2 separate regions of the Mus musculus genome follow, and region 2 is linked to region 1. The links are chromatin loops, found by intact Hi-C in ENCODE. Cell type or tissue: gastrocnemius. All regions are shown on one strand. Links, peaks and the distances in the headings refer to the core of each region. The heading gives the core; the rest is flanking DNA.

Region 1 (10,446 bases), core at 1,140-9,139:
AAGCATGCAGAAATTCCATTTTAAGTATGGCACTAAGGAAACACTACCATCTTCAGCATCAGTCACAAACAAAATACATTGTGAGCTCATATACAGTCAAGGTTACATAAAAGAATTCTCTTGTTTTGTGGTTTCTCTCCCAAGGTATGAATACTTTAGATTCTACTTAACCGTCATCCCGATCCTACCTCCCACAACACTGTTTCAAGTGAGCTTTTGGGCCAATTGTTTTTTCAAAGATAACGAATGGTAATTCTATAGGATATGCTGTTATATTAACCCAAAAGGGGCTGTAAAGCAAGACTCAACCGGGCAGCTCCTTATGATTTCATACATGCAGTACTGAACAGCACATGCGTAAGGACATTGAAACATACAGCATGGATCAGACACGTACAGGAGACCACAGCTCTCCCTAAGCCACCAGTAGATGGGGATTCTAATCAAAACTGCTAGTGGTGAGCTCTGATTAGAATATGACAGGCTGACCCCGGGAAAACATCCCCGTTGCACCCCAGGGGCTCTATCGTTTGTGTTTGATTTTTCTCACTTCCGATCAACTTCTCTCCAACAAAGTACCTTTCATTTCAGCCTGAACTCCTGCAATCTACCACAGTTTCTGACAGCAAGCTTTCACACCTGGAAACACGCCTGCCCTAACAGTTTCTCTGATCTTACTCACTTGAATCGATTCTGGTCCTTCATTTAGCCAGCGTAGCCGGTGACTGTGAAGGATGGAGCAGAAAACACTGCCTTGTGCAACTTTCTTGGTGGTTTCTATGAAAACTAGAGATTCTTGTCTAGATTTTCAAAAGTGTGTGATCTTTGCACAGGATCTGAAGTCAGTTCCGTACAACAGCAGAAATGATCTTAACACTCCAGATTTTCTCAGGTCCAGACTGAAAAGGGTTAAGAGTGAAGCCCTCCAATGGTGCATCCTCTCACTGGAGTTTACCTAGTCTGGCTCCACTGTCAGAGGACTTTCTACCCCCAAAGCAGCAGCAGATCAGTCCCCAGCCTGCTACAGTCTTCCCTCCCCTGCCCAACGCCCGAACGGACGGCTCGTCAAGACAATGCGCACACTGGACTGGGACAACTCAGAAGCACCCAGATTTGCTATATTTGCAAATGCAGGTGGGCAACACACCTCTGTGGAGTTCTCAGCTTCCGGTGCCTGTGGCAGCTAGTTGGGAGTAAAACGAAGCATGTTAGTCATGGCATTTGCATTTTATAGACCACAGAGAAGTCTGCAGACCAACACTGAAGGACAAAAACACAGAGAGGAAGGTCACAGACAGGCGATTTCACTGAATCACCCGTTACATGGGACTGGGCTGTTGACAGGACCAATCACTTGATGTTTAAAGTAAATGGAATGTGGTGGGAAAGATGACTGATCAAAGATACAGGTTTAAAGTTAGAAAACAGAATAATATCACTGTGATGATTATAATTTTTTACCATCAAAATGACTAGACTGCAGATCGCCCAGGAGATATACTTCTGGGTGTCTGGGAAGGCACTTTCAGGTTTACCTGAGAAGACCTGCCCTAGTTCTGAGTGGAACCATCTCATACTGAGTAAATAGGGAGAGGAAGAATCAGCTAAACACCAGCACTCATCGCTGCTGCTTCTGATTCGTGGTACAATGAGACCTGGAGAGCATCTACCGTAGCTAGAACCAGTATCTTCTGAGCAACGGTGGGTGTCAACTGTGCGCCCAGATGACCCTTGTCCACCTTAAGCTGCTTTAGCCAGGTAGTGCGTTACAGCGGTACGGAAACTGAAGGGCTAACTCAGCACCAAGGAGAGCTGCTGGTTATGGGGGTCTTGCTGGGCAATGAGAAGGGTCGTTGTACTGTGACAGGAACAGAACTTTCGAGAGGCACAGCGATGGTCCAAAGGGACAGAGAGCATCACTGCTCAGGCTTGGCAAGGCTCCTCACTGCCACTCCCCTGGGACCAAAACTGCCTACGGATTTACGTTCTCTCCTGTCCCTGCCACTCCATGTCCCATCCTGCAGTGGATGGCTTTGCTTGAGGCTTCCTGAATGTCATATCCTCTTTTACAACCTCTGAGACAAGAGGATTTTCTGCATTTTGAGCATGATAGCTTTAACCTTATGGTTCCCCTAGGGGTGTCACAGGTACATTTCCTGGGGCCATTCCTGCCATACCATGTAAACACCCCAAACTATTTCAAAATCTCTTCCCTATGGAGGAAGATAGACGCAAAAGATACACATGAACTAACTCTAACTCTGTCTCTATCTCTCTCTGTGTGTATATAAATGGATAGTTCAAAAAGGGTGTGGCTAGAAAAGTCTCCTGCTCCATATGAAGATAGTGCCACGAGCCTGGCCAAAGGACACGTGCGTGAACCAGGGAACCAATGTCAGACATACCTATCAGATCCTATGTGGGATGCCCTGGACCCAAGTCACGCTCCGGCAGCATGGCTGAGTGGTGCAAGGTACAGGCTGGAGCCAAGGAATGAAGCCAGGGCTCATGCTGTAACCATACGACCTTGGCCCCTGCTTGCTCTCTGACACTGTGCACTGTGCACCTCTCCTTAAGCCAGAAGGTGGCTGTGCAGTGACAAGCCAGCCCTGAAGACTGACCCTGTGAGACCTGGGGTGGGTGCTGAGCTCCAGGGCCTCGCAAGGCAACCACGTTAGTAATCAGATCACCACAGCGGCCAAAATTCCCGTAATAAAGCTGTTGTCGTGCAATTTAAAAAATTGTCTTTCTTTTACATCCCAGCAGGTAAAATGCAAGAGCAATGGGAGCAAACTGTTTTACGGAGAGTAGATAGGAACTTTCAGGGGGCTGCTTAGTCGGGCCCAGATAGAGCACCTGTCACGTGGAATCCAATGCCACCTCATCCGGGGAGACAAAGTCAGTGCAAAGCACAGCAAGGAAAAAAAAAATCAGAGCTGAGGTGTGTGGACTGTCAAAACGGTCAACATAACAACATGATCCTCTTACTGTCTGTCTGCCTCCTGCTTTAGGCTAAAAACAAAAACAAAAGAGAAGAAAACACCCCCCTACCCCCCATCATGTGAACAGTGTTGCTTTCTGTCCTCGGTACAAAATGGGCCCATCAGAGCTGAGTGAGAGCACCTGCCCACACGTGCTCACATGTGCTAGAGCGGCCAGAGACAGAGATGAACGTCATGCCTTCTACCATGTGTGTTGGCCAGGCTCCACGGGCATGTCCGTCAGGTGCATTCTATAGGATAACAACAGAAGGATTACAGGCAGGGATTTCCTGCAGGAACCCAAGCAGCTATCGTCAGTCCCTTGCCAACACCAAAGCTAAGGGAAAGGAAGAAGACAGAGCCGGAACTGGTGTGTCGTGCTCTGTTCATTTGTTTAATTCTCCACTCTGCCTCAGCTCTCTTTGCCCAGAGAAGCACGTTCGATTCTGCAGACGCCATCAGATGTGCAGTCTTTATTTCTTAATGTGAGATCCCATGTTTTCCATGTTTCTCCCACCGAACTTCACCCTGTATTTCCTCCCTAGATGACTACTGTGCTTGGTTTAAAGTCTGATTGTTAAAATGAAATATAAGCCAATTAGCTTTTTTTTTTTTTTTAGTTTTTCCCTGAAAGTCCTATGAAGCCTTTTTTGGACCCTAGAGGCTGCTTTGAGGCCTCATGAATTAGTATTTAGAAGGACAAGTTTTAGCATGTTTTTACTGGTGGATTACCATGGACAAGTGAGAGCACTGGCTGGCGCCATGTGACGAGGCCCTCTGGGAAGCCTTTTTGGTCACCAGAGTACCGCTTTGGGCTTCCACCTCCTCACGTGTCCGCAGAAACTGGAGCATTATCGTGATTCCGTCCAGCTGACATATCAAATAACGAAAGGTCTACTGACAGTAAACTTTACTTTTAAGCATCTAACGGCCAAGTTCTACTTGATTTTGGACATGGCAGAGACCTGGCCAAATGAGGATATAATTAGAACACCAAGCAACATCCTACACCTTCTTCATCTCCATCAGCACTTCCTTCCCCAGTGAAGGAAGTCACGGTTTCTTAGGGGATAAGCTGCTTTTAAGGAAGTAAGCTGCAATTCTGATAAGCATAAAAGCAAAGTATGCATGTCCCAAGAATAGCTATGTAAATAGAAGATATGATGCCAATATAAGTGAAGAGTAGGCTTTGATAAATAAATTTAGTTCCTCAGAAGTAGTAGTTGTTTGTTGTTATTATTATTATTATTATTTACTTTACTTGAATGGTGATGTTCCAGTGAACATTTTAAGTAATAACATTTTAAGATCTATATATTCTAGGTCTTATTTCTCCCTCATCATACATGCTGCTGACATCTCTAATCACAGCTGGTCGGTGGATGATGAACACGTCTAGTTATGAATCTGAAAACTGAGTACTGCCCCAGACTGCTTCATCATATTGCCCCTTTGATTAAAAGTTTCCCCAGAACTCTCAAAGATGTTCAGCAAAACATAATTTCGTAGAAACAAAGATCCAAATGAGTAACAAACATTTAAGAATAACTTAAACAGTAACTCAAGTTTCTGAGCCCTCAATGTCCTTGTTGGATGAGGCCAATAATCAAGGTATTATAACTGTGATGTCAACCAAGTAACGTGATATGTGCATAGAAGATGCCTGTGGGCTTGCTTCATATAAACAAGGCACCCTATTTCTTATGGAGGGATGCACATCTGTTATCACTCTTTGAACTTCTTAAAGAAAAGATACCTATATATGTCCTAGGTTACTCCTGGTGCTTTCGAGTCAGCAACCCTCCCGACCCCGTCTCTCTCTCTCTATCCAGCCCTTTTATATGAGTCTATTATAGGACCAGCACACAGTATGGCTGTGAATAGGCTTTGCTTTCTTCTGCCCTTAACCGGAATCCCTCTCTGGCCTCTGAGCATCCACCATTTTCTCTTCAATATAATGTCCACTTATGGACCATCTTGGCAGTAGTTGGACACAAGTCAAGACATGTATGATAGGCTCATATATCAGTACATCAAAAATAATTTATCATTTCTGGTTCCCTAAATCAGCACTCCGTTGCTTCTCAATCTACTTATAACCCTGGGAAAAGGAAACAAAACAAGAGTGAATGGGCTAGCAAGTCAGGGTCCATCTTTTATCAGACTTTGAAACCTCTTCATTGAGAGAAAAGAAATCTTTAAAAAAAAAAACCCAAACCAAAGATGGAAGGTTTTTTTTTTTTCTGAATTTAAATGGACAATTTTAAATATTCACATCTACAAATACAATTCTCATTTTAACTGCATTTGCTTTTAGAAATAAGGATAAGTTAAAAATTAAATGGCTCCACCCATGAACTTTGATGCATATCTTACAGAGAGGATTCATCAGAACTCAGTAGTGTGGTCCGTTAGTTAAAAAATGCAAACTGGCATGACGCAACTACACAACTTCAGTCATTCTGGAATAATCTCAGAAACAATAACAAAGAGAGTCCAAAGATTTGAAAAGGCCCTCAGCAGACTCCGCAGTGGCTTCTGTGTGCTGACAGCAGAGCTTGCTCTGTGGTTGCCAGTGTCTAACAGTAAACAGTCCTGCTGCACTTATTGGCAATTACTGCTGAAGGTCGCACATCAGCAGTGAGCTTAAATTCCAGGAAAAAAAGAAAGGGCTTATGTAACGGCTGCCTGAGGGTTGGCAGGTTCCCAACTCAGCAGTTTGCAGCAATGTAAGAAAGTAGGACGCCTCCACCGGGTCGGACGTCATGAGCGCGCCCCCTGAAGGTGAAAACTAGCAATTCCTAAGCGGCTGTCTGCACCCCTACCCCCACTCCCACCCTTCACATCCTGAATATTACAGACATTTTTGTCTGTGGCATCACTAGCTTGTAGGGGAGAGAAGTTTAGGTCACAATAAATAAAATCAGGCTACAGCTACTCTGGGTGACAAGGATATCTGTTGTGTTGTTTTGTTTTTTTTTTTCAATACAGGAAAGCAAAGTTGCAGTTGCCTGCTGTCACCAGGGTGACAGTAATTCAGTGAGGATGTCATATTAAGTGAAGAGGAATGGGCATGTCTGTTGAACTACAGCACACACTTTTAAAACACACAACTTAGTATCAAGGACAAAAATGAGGAAACCTAGATGGCCCACCCCATCATCCACTACTGCTGCCTAAACCCCAAGTATGTTCTTAAAAGGCATGGCACTTCCTAGTTTAGAAAAGTAGGTCCTGCCTTGAGGTTCCCCACTGCATTCTTGCCTGACCTCTGAAGTGACTACTTGCCCTTCTGACATATCGAGAAAGCCCCAGATAACATTTCCCCACAATTCCATGTATTTCTATCATGCTGCATGACAGGCTGGGGTAACTTTTCCATTAATTTGTATGGTCTCTAGCAGAGTCTCCAGCACGGCAGATACTATGTTTTTGGAGGCACATTGTATCAAACCCTTAACATAGTACCTGGAACCTAACAGATGCTTCCAGTGATAGAAATCAGGATCTTTAACATCAGCTGATGTCCATTTATGGCCAGTGAGGGAGCTTTCTGTATCTTGATCTTTATCTGCGGCTCCCTCTGTATAGTTACCCCTGGCAACTGTCAGAACCATAGGATACCAATACTCTGTGGCCCTGGCCCTTCTGATAACTGACTGGCCTTTGTCATCAGTCCAAGATTTTGGGGGGATGTATAGTCCCAAGCACACAAATGTAGCAATCCATGAAGCTTCACACACACAGTGCAGGTAGTTTTTCTATCCCCACCCCACCCTCACCCCCGCATCCACCCCTAGTTTGTTTCTCCTATCTCCAGTGAACAAGATCAAGTCGGGGTAAAGATAGAGACTGCCTCTCTTGCCAAGAAGCAAACACAAACACCGACACCCTCCTGTTCCTGGTGTCAATTAAAATTTTATTCTAGAGGGCAGCTGGGAAGAGCCTGTACATGCATGCTCTTTATGAGAAGTTTGTGCCTCTACCCTTACTTTAGCGTCTTGCCCAAAGTCCTGATGTTCATGCAGGAGGTCTTTCCCTCTCTCCCAAGTTGTTTGCAGCCATCTATTCCCCGAGATACTCAACTGTCCTTATCGTCATCAAAAGGCAGTGGCTCTTCCGCAATGAGAAATTGGAGGGACCATGCATGCTTACTATTTGCCCCACTGCCACCACCATGATCACTCGGGACAGAAGCCTTCAGTGTTAGGTGTGAGGCTCGTCCCTACCCAGATCCTTTGCTGTCAGGAGCTCTCATTAAACTTCTGTAGAAGCACAGCTGTGGACTACAGCTTCCCCAAGAACACACTGGTAGAAGGTTGCGGGGGGGGGGCGGGGGGGGATTGTACCACAGGGAGCTGTGATAGTTTCCAGAATGGGCTGATAATAAAGGCCAATCAGTCACCTCTGAGAAGAGGGCCAGAGCCAATAGCCTGAGGGACCAGGGACAGGGTGTTGGTGTCCCTGGGTTCTGACGGTTGCCAGGGGTAACTACGCAGAGGGGAGCCACAGTTGCTTCCTCAGGGAATTTTCAAAGAATCTAAGCGCCTGCCAGAACATTCTTCTTTTATAAACAGACAGTATTCTATTTCCTAGAGTATAATTATAAACACACCTGCTCCAACTGTGGAATCTTTCCATAAGCAAGCAATAAACTCCCAGCCAGGAGAACCAAGTAGTATCCTGAGCAAGCAAACACATCAACTGATTTACTATGGTGCAAACAGTGTATTAATAATGCTACACAGACCACAGTGGAGGGGGGGGGGTTCCTTTCCCTGACTTAATCTGTACTTAAGCAAATAGAAATTCAACCTCAATAGCCCAGGGGGAGAAGTTTATAGGGAGGCATTTATAACTCAAGGAAGAAACAAGAGTATTGAAGGGTGTCAGCATACTAAGTTCAGTCCAGGACATTCTAGCATAGAAATAATTCAAAAATGGGAAAGCTACATATGAAATAAGGGAAAATGACTGTGCTAAAAGTAATTAATGAAGCTGCAGGGGTCCTCCCCTTCTTCACCCTTCTACCATCCTAGGAAACACATCTAATTAAAGTATAGACCTGCTGTGTCTGATTAAAATAAGGGCAAATGTTTTTATATAGAATTCACCTTATAGACCTGTATGAAACTAAACTAGCCACATGTAAGACCTAACTCTATAGTTGTGTGGGCAAAGAGCGGCCATTTACCTCTCTGAATGCCGTTCCTGAGACAGCTAGTCCACATTCATAACCGTGTGTGTTGCTTCAGGTTGCAAATCTGTGGTGCAGCTGAACTTTTCTTAGGTATAATTAAGCCATTTATTAAGGTTTTTCAACTATGAGTGTATTAAACTAAAGTGAAAAGATACTGGATAGCATGCCCATCCTGGGAGTTTCATTCCAAAAAAAAAAAAAAAATCAGATAAAATCCTATCCCAGTGCACTCTACTCATCAGCCAATAAAACCATTAATGTGTACATGTGTGAATATCCTCTTCCCCCCCCCAAAAAAAAATCAATTTTTTTGCTGGTACTCCTTACCAAGTATCTACCACAGCCTAAAATCATGAGGGCTGTAGTAAAATGCACAGAACAAACAAGAGGCAGAAAACAAATCTCCAGTGTGAGATCTACTCATGGATCAGTCAGTTTCCAGGACGTTACTGTAACTACAATGTGACAGGTCAGTATAGGAACCACAGGGTGATATCTTCATTTTTGCATCTACAGGCAGTTCTTCCAGAAGGGAACCAACCCATGGCTGTCGGGGTTTCCTAATATCAGGGGTGGAAGGTCTCATCTAGCACTTTGCGATTGACATTGCCTTGTGAAAATACCTGTGACCCCAAACACGGAAGGATCGACAACACAGAGAACGGACAAGAGAGTAGTGGGCTTGATGGGTTGTTGCTACGTTTTAACAACTTCTCAACAATGTCAATCTATTCTTTCTCTTTGGGTCAGATACTCAACACCAAGCAAAATTCCTTTATGTTAACGTCAGCCGCTTCAGGCATAAGTTAGTGACCAGAGTTAACCAGAGACTCAGTTGAGATGAGGGAACGACTGAAACCTCATTACAGCTTACAAACTCTCTGGAGAATGATGGAATATTCAAGGACAAATGATAAACACTCTGGAGAGAACTGCTAATACAGACAGGACCGGCCCTGCTCACCCCAGAAGGCACACTACACAGAGTCAGACGCTAGACGCATAGACCAGAGAACACGGTACAAGGTTAACTAGAAGGGGGTCATGGAGACACCACCGTGGGACATTAAAAACAAAGAAACCAACAAAGTTAGGACCTCGGCATTTTCCGATTCATCAATGGAAATTTGCTGGAAAAGAAGAAAGGAGGGGAGAAAAAAAAAGATTTGTTAGGAAGGGAAACACAAGAGTGTAAATGTTAGAAAGTTGCAACTGTATGGCTCTGTTCAACCATGACACTGATAGTCAGTGATAGTCACTGATAGTCATTGCTGATAGGCAGTGGCCATTGGAAGGAGTTTACGTACTGAGGACACTGCCACAGCTTGGAATGACATCTGCTCTGGAATAGAATATACCATATGTGCCATGCTTCATGTGCCACAGTATGTGTCACACACTGAGCAACAAAGCTCACCAGTCCATCATCCAAGCATCAAGACAGCCTGGTACCTGCTTATAAAACGAGAAAACTTGAATGGAGTGGGATCGGGAGCTGAGTCCCTAGGGTATGCTTTTCAGAATTAGATAGGAAGGGACAGGAGACTAGAGTACTCAACTCATTTATGGAGGGTCAGGAGCCCAAACCACAGCTGGGCTCAGTCAGATCTGGGATTACCTTCAGGAGGCAGAGACTAACATATCTCAAAACCTGGGATCATTGATGAACAAGAGTTGACATTTGCCCCAGTTGGATTACTAACATGGGTGCACTAGCATCAACTCAATGAGAATTTAAAACCAAACAAAACCAACCCTCACAAGAGAGCTATCTCAGGCACACTGGGTTAAGAATAGCTAGCTGATGTGTAGTTCAGTTACATTTCCTCTGAGAAGTGAAGAGTCTTGTCAGAAATGCTAGTTGCCAGAAAGGCCAAACCTCTACCCATCCAGGAGCTTCCATGATTAGCAGATAATTGACAATTTTAATAAATAAAACCTCTGGCGTTGCCCGAGGTTGGCTCTCTCTGGAACTAACGCAGGGCTTATTGAGAATGGGGAGTGGAATGTTAGATGCCGACATATCCTTTTCCATTAGTTCCCGGCCTCTGATTCTCCTCCAAAGCTCTCTGACCAAGAACATAAACCTAGGTCAGCCTAATAAAAACCGACCCGAGAGAGGCCAGAACGCATTAAGATAACTGTGCCGCTTGTTATTTTCAAAGAGGATCAAGGGGCAGAAGATTTCCCTATGAGTTAGAGATGCAGAACAATCTTTACAATTCTTAGCTAGAGGGATGTTAACTGTTTTCTTAGCTATGGGTG
Region 2 (10,446 bases), core at 1,309-9,308, 110 kb before region 1:
TTAGGTAAGAAAGAAGAGGCTGCACTGAGTCACATGAGCAGAAGAGAGGACTATTACAGTCAGACAAGGTAGCTTGGACCGTAGCTGTACAGTGGCCCAAGGAAGCATCGGGAATAAGGAGACAGGAACTAAGTGTGAGTCAGGGAATGAAGGAAAGAAAAAAGAATGATGATGTGAGAGAAGAAAGTCCACCTTACTAGGTGTGGGGCATGCATAGTGAGCAGCCCTAGGCTCATTTGTGATTGTTACTGCTCTGCAAATAGAGGCCCCAAGGCCAAGCTGGTAGTAAACTCCTCTAAGTCAGGCTCTCTAACGCCCTATGTTCTCATCTGCTTAGCAAACGTTTTACAAAAAAGAGAAGACAGATTTCCAAAGAGTCCATGTCAGTGAATCTTTAAAAGACTCCAGAAGATCCATATATGGATGTGCACACAGCTTTGAATTTAGGGAATGGTAACACATGACTGAACAATGACAGATTACAATGAGATTGTGCTATAATAAATTTCTACTTCTTCTGTAGCACGTGTGACATCCACCCGCCCCACACACCCCAACCCCCAGTTCGAGCAGTGACTCCAGGAAGGTCTTTGAACACATGTAAAACACACACACTTCTTCCACACAAGAGTCCTTGACTCAACTTCACTCTTTCTAGTTTTTTCCCCCTGCTCTATACAGGGGTACCTGTGACTCTGGGATATGAAGGCAATGTTCAAGGAGTCCATAAACATCCACAGACACAATGGATCTTTAAACCATAGCAAACTGAAAGAGTGCTGTGGACCAAACTTTCAAACAAGTAGCATCCACAACAATCAAAGGCCATGTGTTCTAACCCTGGGATAATCCTTCATTCTCTATTTCTTCGGAGTTCTTCCATGAAAAGGTAGGAAAGAGGCTTTCTGGGCTATGACCCCTTCACTGCCTCTGTAAGTTCAAAATGTGAAACTGGGATAGGAGGAACCCCATTAAAATCCTAATGCATAGAAGACAAGCTTCCTGGGACAGAATCTAAGCTCTGTGCTGAAATAACAGATCCTTAAATGTGAGAACTTTGGTATCGCCAGTATTTTAATGAATCACCTGCCTGTTAGGTCAAATCTCCAATTACGAAGTAGTTAAAATTAATTAGTAATTCTAGCCAAACTCTTCTCTCCATTTCCAGCTGGTTTTTGCATGTGGCTCAATAAGATGGATAAGCTCCTGCTGGCTGGGGTTCTTCATCAAGAGGGTTCCAATCTACATGGGGAATCAATCTGAAAAGAAAATGTTCAGAATACTGCAATGCAGTGAAGGTGTGTGTGTGTGTGTGTGTATGTGAAGCCTTGGGCTTTTAATGCCATTACTAGCTTGTTATCCACAAGTTCTGTCACCCATGCATCTAGCCATATTTGCAGACTCTTGCCCTAAAGTCTACTCAGGATCAAAAGCGTGCCACTGGCTTGCATTTTTGGAAAAGCCATCCTTGACCATGACATCCTGTTTCTAAGTGAGTTTACACTGTGGGGAATGTGTGTGGTTGTGTGTGTGTGTGTGTGGGGGGGTGGGTATCACATGGCATCTGCCACTCTGGGTCTGCTATCCCTCTTCGCCTTCCTCAGTCAGCTTGCTGCTGGCATCTCACATGCCAATGCTATGAGGCACCGTCTGCCCGGGTCCTCCCACAATCCAGTCATGCACTTCCCATCGTTGCAAATACTTCCTCTGTCAGAGCACACAGACTAACTGAAGCCACAGCCGGAAGCAGGCTAACCACAAGTGCTGAAGTTCTGGTTAGTTCTTTTCTAGGTAAGGTTGGAAAAGTCCCTACAAAGGCAAACACTCAAGTTTTAGACACGGGGGTGGCACTGACCAGCCACTTCAACACATCCTTGACTGGAAAGAGGGAGAGTGTGTGTATGTGTGTATGTGTGGAGGGGAAGGCTGGGAGGGGGGCTGGGAGCAGAGCCAGGGAGAGGGAGAGCAGAGGCAGGGGTTGCCAATGCTGAGAGGCAGGTGTTTTTTTCTTCCCAGGTTCAAGTGGAGGAGCTGTTCTGAGAAAGACTCCAGAGAACCCATGGCCTCCTGAGAGGGAGCCCTTCCCTCTCTGCAGTTAACCCAATTGAAAGTGTGCATTCCTGAGGATATAGCTATAGCTGTGTACAGAGAGAGCAGCAGCAGCAGACCACAGATCCTGTGACGCTGTTGTGAAAGTCATAGTTTGTGTTGGGAGGACTGCTCTTGCTGTTTGAGACGCATCCAGTGTTTTCTGACAGGCATGTGGTAGAGCAGGTTACTTACCAAACCCTTTGTTCTTCTATAGAAAGTCTCATGAGAACATGAGGACTTGGGAGTTGGGTGAAGGGTAAAACAGATGGGTCATGGAAGAGAAGGCAAGATCTAGAAAATGGAACTCTTGCTTTGCCCCCAAGTAATCCCTTTCGGAAGATTCTAGAAGTCAAGACTATCTTCAGCTCAGATGGTAGCTGCAACTCTGTGTCTTTTGGCTCACTAGAAACCGAGAGGCCAGAAACACACTGGAGTTCAGTCTTCAACTCCGCAGAATGCTTAGAGGGCGGAGGGAGACGGAACATAACACTTATTTTGACAAAGAGGACATGTAGGGTACCCAGCAGACTTGGAATCAATTGTCTCTTTGGTGAGCAAGGCTGGGTCATTTACGCTGAAGAAGAAAGTAAAGTATTCTTTAAAGTGCATTTGTTCTTTATGCTCCATGACTTTCACATTTATACATTAAACCCCCCTGGAAAGTATATTCCAACTTGGTAAACTCAGTGGATGCCACAGGCTCTGAGGGAGAGGCACACGAGGTCCAGAGGTTTTAGGGCAGTGAAGCTAGCCTGTGTGATTCCGTAATTCCAAACCACATGCCTGTCAGAAAACACTGGATGCGTCTCAAACAGCAAGAGCAGTCCTCCCAACACAAACTATGACTTTCACAACAGCGTCACAGGATCTGTGTGTGTGCTGCTGCTGATCTCTCTGTACATAGTTATAGCTATATCCTCAGGAATGCACACTTTTAATTGGGTTAACTGCAGAGAAGGAAGAAGGAAGGAAAGACAGGAAAGGGAGGAGGTGAGACTCGATACATGGGAAAATGTGCTTCCTGCTCCATTTCTCTATAAACCTAAAATTGTTGAGAAAAATTTAACGAGAGAGAGAGAGAGAGAGAGCGAGAGAGCGAGAGAGATATCTTCTACCTGGAATTTCATTGCTACCTCAAAGAAGCTACCAATGAGAATCCAGTCAACCTAAACCACAGATGTTGCTTTTTCACCACTTCTATACACGTCTACCACAGATTTGTGACAGTAGAAAGAGCAAAGGCCTGGATCAAAAGCTAGGCAGAGTTAGAGGTGTGACTTTCTCTATCCACACAGGACAGAGTGAGTCAGCTCATTTAGCTCAGGATTTCCTTTCTTCTCTCTGTCTCTCTGTCTCTGCCTCTCTGTCTCTCTCCCTGTCTCTGTCTCTCTCTCTCTCAAGAGCTTACTAGCTATTGCACTTGGTGACAATAAGGATCAAGTAGCTGTGAATGTGTCCCCTAAAATGGATGGTAATTGTATAAAAGCATTATAAATCAATAAAAAGTCATTTGCTCAAGGTCACATAGCTCACATGGAGGCAATGCTGTAATCTAGATATCAAGACTCCTACCTAAATTACTTTCTTTTTGTGCGATAAGGTTTTGGAGCCTCTGTTTTTCTCTTTGACCAGAGGTTTGTCCATGCTGCTTACAAGTTGAGGTGGGAGTCTGGCCGTTTGTGTGCTCGGAATGACATGACTGAAACAGGCACATTATATAATCTCCAGCTGGGCTGTGATGACCTGTTACCGTTCCTAGACTTAGTTAATAGTTGTTCTTGGATGATACAGCACAACAAAGACCAGCTCGTGCCAGCAGAGAGAACCGCACCCAGTTCTGATGAAATTCCCATCCACGGCCAGCTGCAGAATCACCCTTTCAAGTCAGTCTGGGGCCACAGGTGGAGTGTTCCCTGGGCACCCATAGCGACTGTGAGAAGGCAGAGTTCAGCACTGGGAGTGACTTGCCTGGGTCCTGGGCACCCGAGGCTGCCACGTTGAGCAAACCAGAGGTCAGGGAGGAGAAGGAGGTAGGCCAGCAGCCTGTGCCAGGCAAGGCAGGACTGGCCCCCTTTGAGACTGTTAATAAGAGACAATCTGGCAAAAGTCACACTTTTCTGGAATCCAGCATCCAAGCTGGCTTCTGACCTGCTGCTAAGGCGGCTTCCCTTGCAGTTTTCACCAGCTAAGGGCTGACCAGAACATTCCTGGAGTTGGAGATGGAGACCGTGACAATTTTCAGCAGTTTTGATTCTTTCTAGAGTCTGTAAGTTTTTAACGTTGACATGGTTGACTGAATCCAGTGCTTTCTTCTTTGCTTTGATGCCTAATCTGATAACCAAGGTTCTAAAATCTTTTCCCCCAACCAGCAGAAAGTCCTTCCGTTCATTCACCTTTGAACAGACACAGACACAGAGCTAGGTGTGGTGGCATATGCACTTGGGAGGCAGAGACAGGAAGATATTTATGAGTTCAAGGCCAGCTAGGACTACACAGACCGTGTCTCAACACACGTGAACCCACATACAAGTACACACACACACACACACAGAGCTAATAGCTGTCTCATGTGCCATGGTGTGCTTTCTGAGCTCTTTCAGCTGGGTTGACAGAACAGAAAACTCAAGATAAGCTTTGTTCAGGATCATTGCTTTGTAGCTATTCTGAGGGCAGGCTAGGAACACACTACCAGTCTTCCTGCCCACAGTTCTCAAGGAACTGAAGAGCTGGTCTGTACCTACTGACCTGAGAGTGGTGTGCAGGGATGGTGCCACCTCTGAAGAATGCATATCACATGCAGGCTCCCCCATCCTCTCCAAATCACCTATCCTACTCTCTAAATATTCACAAGCCCGAGTCTCCCCTGATGCCACTTTGAAAGGTGGTACCCAAGTCTTTTCCCTTCCCCATGTTCCCTGCAGGCATTCACTATAAAAAGACAGGTTTTTAATTTCCATTGTGTGCACTTGATAAAGACAGTCCATTTCAGAGTATTTTACAGGTTGAGTTTTATATCTCTTATACCTGTTTATCAAATATATATATATATATATATAGTATGTGTATATATGGCTGTATACTGTGGTAGCAACATGATACTACTAAGTGGTTATATCAGACAAAGTTGGTATTTGGAACCATCAGGAATGAATGCAGGAGTTAGGGCAAAGGAGTTACAGATGTTGCCTGAATGGGTGGCAGCCCAGTGGACTGTGTGATGGATGAAAAAAAATGGGAGGGGGGCTGGGTATATATTTTTTCTTTTTGTTTATTAGCTTTGTCTTGTTGGGTGATGTGTAAGTAAATATTTACTATACGCATATAAGCATGTGCTCTCTTGGGTGGTGAACACTCTCTCCGTGGCTCTATCCAACCTTTGTTGGTGTGACCCTGACGCTCTGCGGCCTGGAAGACCAGTCAGGTGGCTCCACTCCCCATGTTCCCCTTCAGCATCTCAGATCCTTTAGGGCTCTACTTTCTGTCAGAAAGGCTGTAACATACAGACTGGGGAAGATGCAGAGCATGCTAGAGCTGTATGCAGAAATGCAGGCCTGATGCCGAGTACATCCCAGCACCAGAAAGGTGTCCATGAAGTGCACAGGAAGGGAGGGGGGTGGCCCCACCCCCTCTACACCAGAGGACAGAACATGTTATGAAGTTAGGTGGGGAAACATAAGCTCAGCAAATGTTTTGTGCAGCTGCCACGGACAGGAACCCAAGCTCAAGCCCAGCGGGTGGGGTCAGAGCCTGGCTGGCTGGCTGGCTGGCTGGGAGGTGCACTGAATGGTGCTGACACACAGTTTCCAGCCCCTGAGAAGGCAGTGGCCAAATCCCTCTCCACTTCTCTTTCACCCTGATATTCTTGAACTTGGACGTGGTGTAACCTCGCTCCAGGGGGCATTCTGGGAATGGTATTTAGAGGGCAGCACAGGCTGTCTCCTCCCGTATAGGAGCTCAGGGCTTTTCACCAATGCATATGGCCTCCCAGGTTAGGCACAAAGTTGTTGCTATGGCACTGAGGACCGAAACACTGATATCGCTGCCCCAGGAATTTATCGAGACACTCCCTTCCTCCTAGCATCCTCCCTTGATTTCCAGAATCAAAGTCCAAACTGTATGCTTGAATGGAGCAATGGGATGTCACTGTCACATTTCCAATGCCGGGACAAAGCGGAGTCTGTCAAAACTCAGGTAAGACAGGTCAGGGTGGAGCTGGCTGCATATCCTGCCAGGCTGTGTCTCTCAGTTATATACCTCACATGGGCTCTCATTCTCATTTCCCTCCTGGAGTCTCCCCTGTGGCTGTGACATTTGAGATGCATTTCCCTATGCTGGGCAGCCCTTGCTCCACAGCCACCCAGAACCTTGATTTATCTAGGTATTATCCACGAAGAGTCTCCCTGCCAGTCCTTGGACTACCCTTGGCAGAAAGAAGCACTGTCCCTGCACTGGAGACACCACTGGAGACACTGCCTGTCTGCAGACTCCAGAGTGCAGGCACTCCTTCAGGTCAAGCAAAGTGCACAACTTGGGCCAGTTCTGCTTTAAGACAGAAGGGAGTGACACCCACGCAGAGGCGGGCACTTACTCCCCATTCTGATCTCTTAACCTTGCTAAGAGTAGCTTTCTGTTTACTTCCTGTGTCTTCTTATCGACTACAGACAAACAGGCTGAGGCCAGCGCTCCTCTCGCTTCCCAGTTTTCTCACCGTGGTCCCTCAGAGACCTTTTGTACTGTATACTTTGTTAACACAATTTATTTGCTTGGAACATTCCTTGACCAGACCTTTTCAGGAAGAAAAAAAAAAAAAGATTCTCACCTAGCTTCTGATACAGACTGCATTAGGCTCTTAAGGAAAGCCTCTACCAAGAATGCAAAGCAAGAGTCCCTCCCCTGCTGGGCAGACACTCTCCACTACCTGAGAGAGGATTAACAAAGAGTTCACAGCGGTGAGAAAGAGTCAGCCAGTCAGCGTGGGGCTTAAGGGTTGTCAGAGCAGACATTCTCCTGTCTGATTGTCACTGGGTGAAGCGCAGGGCCTGAGTCACCTGGGTGTGGAAGCTGGTCCGCCTGGTGGTTCTGATGGCTCCTCTCCCTTCTTGCTCTTAGACTCCTCTCTCCCCCAACCAGATCTGGCCACCAAGGACTATGCTTCGGTGTCTCAAGTGTAAGTGGTGGTAGAGGTGTTTATCATATATGTCAGATAAATTCTTTACCAGAGCTGTACACTCCCTGCCCTACTTCTGTCATATGGACACTCTCTAGCACTTGAGGTGGTCACCTGGGAGCCAGGCTGGCTATGCACAGCTTTGAGCATTAAACCCCATCTAACCACAAAGCTCAAGGCCTGCTGATTTATGCATTAGCCAGCCAGCATTACCCAGGAGATCCTCTTTCCGGCTCTCCTTCCTACCCCCCCCCCCCCATGGGGCCTTTTCTGCCTTTTTAAAAAGTGATTAATTCCACACCACTAGGGAGATGAAGCAGCCAGATGACAAAGGCTGCAGGCTCCTGACCCCAGGGCTGTGTGCAGGTGCACAGACTGCCCCCCCCCACTTGCAAGGGAACCTAGATGTGTGGGTGGGGCCACTTGAGGCTGAACTGGGGCCCAGCAGCTCTGGTCCAGCTGTGTGACCCTGCAGAGGCTGCTTTACCCGGCTGAGTTCTCATTGGTGAAGTGTTTATATTCTGCTAGGTATAGGATGGGCGAGATGCTGCACCGGAGGGTGATTAATGATAACCTAGGACAGGCAACCGCTATCCAATCAGCCCTGCTGTTGCCAGTGTACTCTAGCCGCTGTTCAGGTCACCTGGGGAAACACATTCTCCTTAGCCACTGCTGGGTCCTAGGTGACCCCAATGTTTGGCTTACCGCACCAGGACAAGTATTTTACATATCAAAGCAGATCTGGCCTTCAGGTTCTCCCAGCATCCTTCAGTCCTAATTTGGCACACCCAGCTGGCAACCTTGAATTTTCCAGCTGAGCTGCCTTTCCCCCAGAGGTTCTTCCTATATAATCCAGATATTTTGTTCTCGTGTTCTCTCTCTCTCTCTCTCTCTCTCTCTCTCTCTCTCTCTCTCTCTCTCTCTCTCTCTCTCTCCTTCTCCCTCTCCCTCTCTCCCTCCCTCTCCCTCCCTCCCCCTCCCCCTCTTGGGGCCGGTGAACTCACCTGAGAGCAGCTTCCCCATAACCCTGCGTACATGATCTAATCTGGTTTGAAATGGCTCATTTCATCGGCAGGATAGAAATAACCTGTCTATCACATGCTACCATGGAGGAGAGGCACTCAGAATAGCCCAGGATATTCTATCCAGTCACCCTACTGTCTATGAAGTTCACTCAGAAACACTTCTGGGGGGGGGGTATCTAAGATTATGAGGTGGAATTTCAAGATACATAAGTGAATCTGTGTTTAGTTAGGAAAAGAAATTCATCATTCATTTTTTAAACAAAACACCTTTCCTTTTAATGTTTTTTTTTTTTTTTTTTTTTTTTTTTTTGTGCTTCTAACATTCAAGAATTCAGTCTTCTCCCTTGAATACAGCAGAAAAAAGGGCAACTGTATCTTTCTGGGAATCATATATTTTGTCTCTTACCTCTAATGTCCCCACTTATGTAGTATTTACATCCTCCTGGGCAGAAAATTCATAGTGAATTCCTACCCAATAGTATCACCTTAACCTTACACAAGCACAAATCCTCAGTTTGGTGGGCACAGAACAAAGCCACTGGTGTAGAAATTATATAAAAGGGCATGCATATAACTGTGGAAACACATATGGAGATCCAGATTAACAAAACTCCTTAGGCTACTACCATGACTGGAGTTCCTATGAGAAAAGGCAGCCCTATCTATCTATCTATCTATCTATCTATCTATCTATCTATCTATCTATCTATCTATCTATCTATTTCTATGCTGCCAGGGGCTATATGAGGTCACAGCAGTCATAGCTTGCCTATGACAAAGATGACATCATTTCTATATATTAAGCTGCATATGTATTATAGGGGGCAGGGAACAGAAGAAAGCAAGTTTCTCCAGACTTCTGAGTCACAGCACTACTTACCATTGGGGTTGCAACCGAAGGTCAGGTCTACTAGTGAACCGAGAGTAACCCCACAACTCTAAGACCATTTCTCTGAATTGACAGAAACACCACTGATACTAGAGAAAGGGGAAGATACTGTTTTGTTTTGTTTTTTTTCCACATAGGAAGCTATTAAAATCAAGATGGCTTGGTGACCGGTGACCATTAGCTGGCAGCCAAGGTACCTCCCACAGGGATGGGACTACAAGGAAGCTCCCTTTGGCTCTTCTGTCACCATGTGGCCTTCCGTCTGCTGGCTGCTGTGCTTAGGCTTGCCCACCAGCTGTTGCCCTCCACACCCTCCTGCCACACTCTGGGTCTTATCTGTCTAGTCCCAGATGGGTGTGTGAGGTAGCATGAACCTGAATTTGTATAAGTCCCAGATGGTCAATGGGTTACCGATGTCCTATGACTTGCTGGGGATTACATGCCTATGAAAGAGCAGAGCTGGCACTCAGACCAGGATCTTCTGTCCCCACACCCTGTCTTTGGGTAGGAATGGGCTCTGTGGGAAAATCAACTGATGAAACAAGACAAGGGATGACCAAAAGGAGAGAGATGAGGATGCAGGTCATGTTGTACTTAAGTGAAATTTAACTTGTGGGCAAATGGCTGGGAATTTCTCAACTACAAGATAGTTTCCTTTGTTTCCCCCTAGGGATAGCAGAAAAGCACAACTGTCCTCGATGGAGAGGAAGAACCTTGTTACCTTGACTGTGGGCCATTTCTTGACTGAACTAGGGAAGGTGATACGGCTAACCTATTGAGCCTGTCCTCAAACTCCTGCAATCTTGTCTCCACATCCTGAGGGCTTGCATTACAGGTCTGAGCCACCACATACCTGGCTGTCACGTTTTTTTATACAGGTTGGCCATTACCATAAAGGACATATGCCTTTGGGATGTGAATGCAGGCAAAGGGGTCTTATGCTCAGAACTTAGGCAACTCCCCATCATCCCCATCCATGGCCAGTAGGCTCTCTTCCTAAACCACCAGTCAGACGCTAGCTTTGGGAGTGGAGGCCCATATTCTAGGCCTGATGCCTCTGCCTGAAAGGTGCTGTCCAGAAAGCTCTTTTACCTTCTGAGTAGCCACCGGAGGCTTCCCACTTGGTCTCCTGCATGGCCTGCAGCAGTGACTGAACAGATGCAGACGCTCCGGAATCTTAACTGACAGACTAAGGAGAGCATCAGGCGAATGCTGTCCTTCCTCAGGGTCGCATGCCACTAAAGAGCCTTTGTCAAAGACATGAAGTGTCTAGG

What was found. Hi-C counts contacts between places; a loop is a spot of excess contacts. Peaks named below come from ENCODE experiments on the same cell type or tissue, not always from the same donor. Only the 100,000 strongest peaks of a DNase experiment are listed, where the experiment ranks them.
Region 2: a loop joins it to region 1, with 9 times the contacts of the local background. A loop is called at or near these places in 4 of 42 quality-filtered maps.

The regions. Positions count from the first base shown.
Region 1 is chr6:108,422,198-108,432,643 of GRCm38, reverse strand. Itpr1 (inositol 1,4,5-trisphosphate receptor 1) reads right to left here. Exons shown (of 62, transcript NM_010585.5): 40 at 9,279-9,311; 41 at 1,148-1,183. Among named protein-coding and RNA genes, the nearest start is that of Gm35165, 45 kb to the left of the region's middle. In gastrocnemius, for the core only: a CTCF peak has its summit at 5,753; DNase peaks (open chromatin) are centred at 1,912 and 5,724; H3K4me3 peaks cover 2,228 bases; H3K27ac peaks cover 6,774 bases.
Region 2 is chr6:108,528,393-108,538,838 of GRCm38, reverse strand. All of the region lies in intron 60 of Itpr1 (inositol 1,4,5-trisphosphate receptor 1), which reads right to left. Gm44040 (a long non-coding RNA gene) reads left to right here and starts at 3,084. Exons shown (of 2, transcript XR_003956493.1): 1 at 3,084-9,676; 2 at 9,843-10,446. In gastrocnemius, for the core only: no CTCF peak of the experiment used is centred there; no DNase peak of the experiment used is centred there; H3K4me3 peaks cover 2,509 bases; H3K27ac peaks cover 6,629 bases.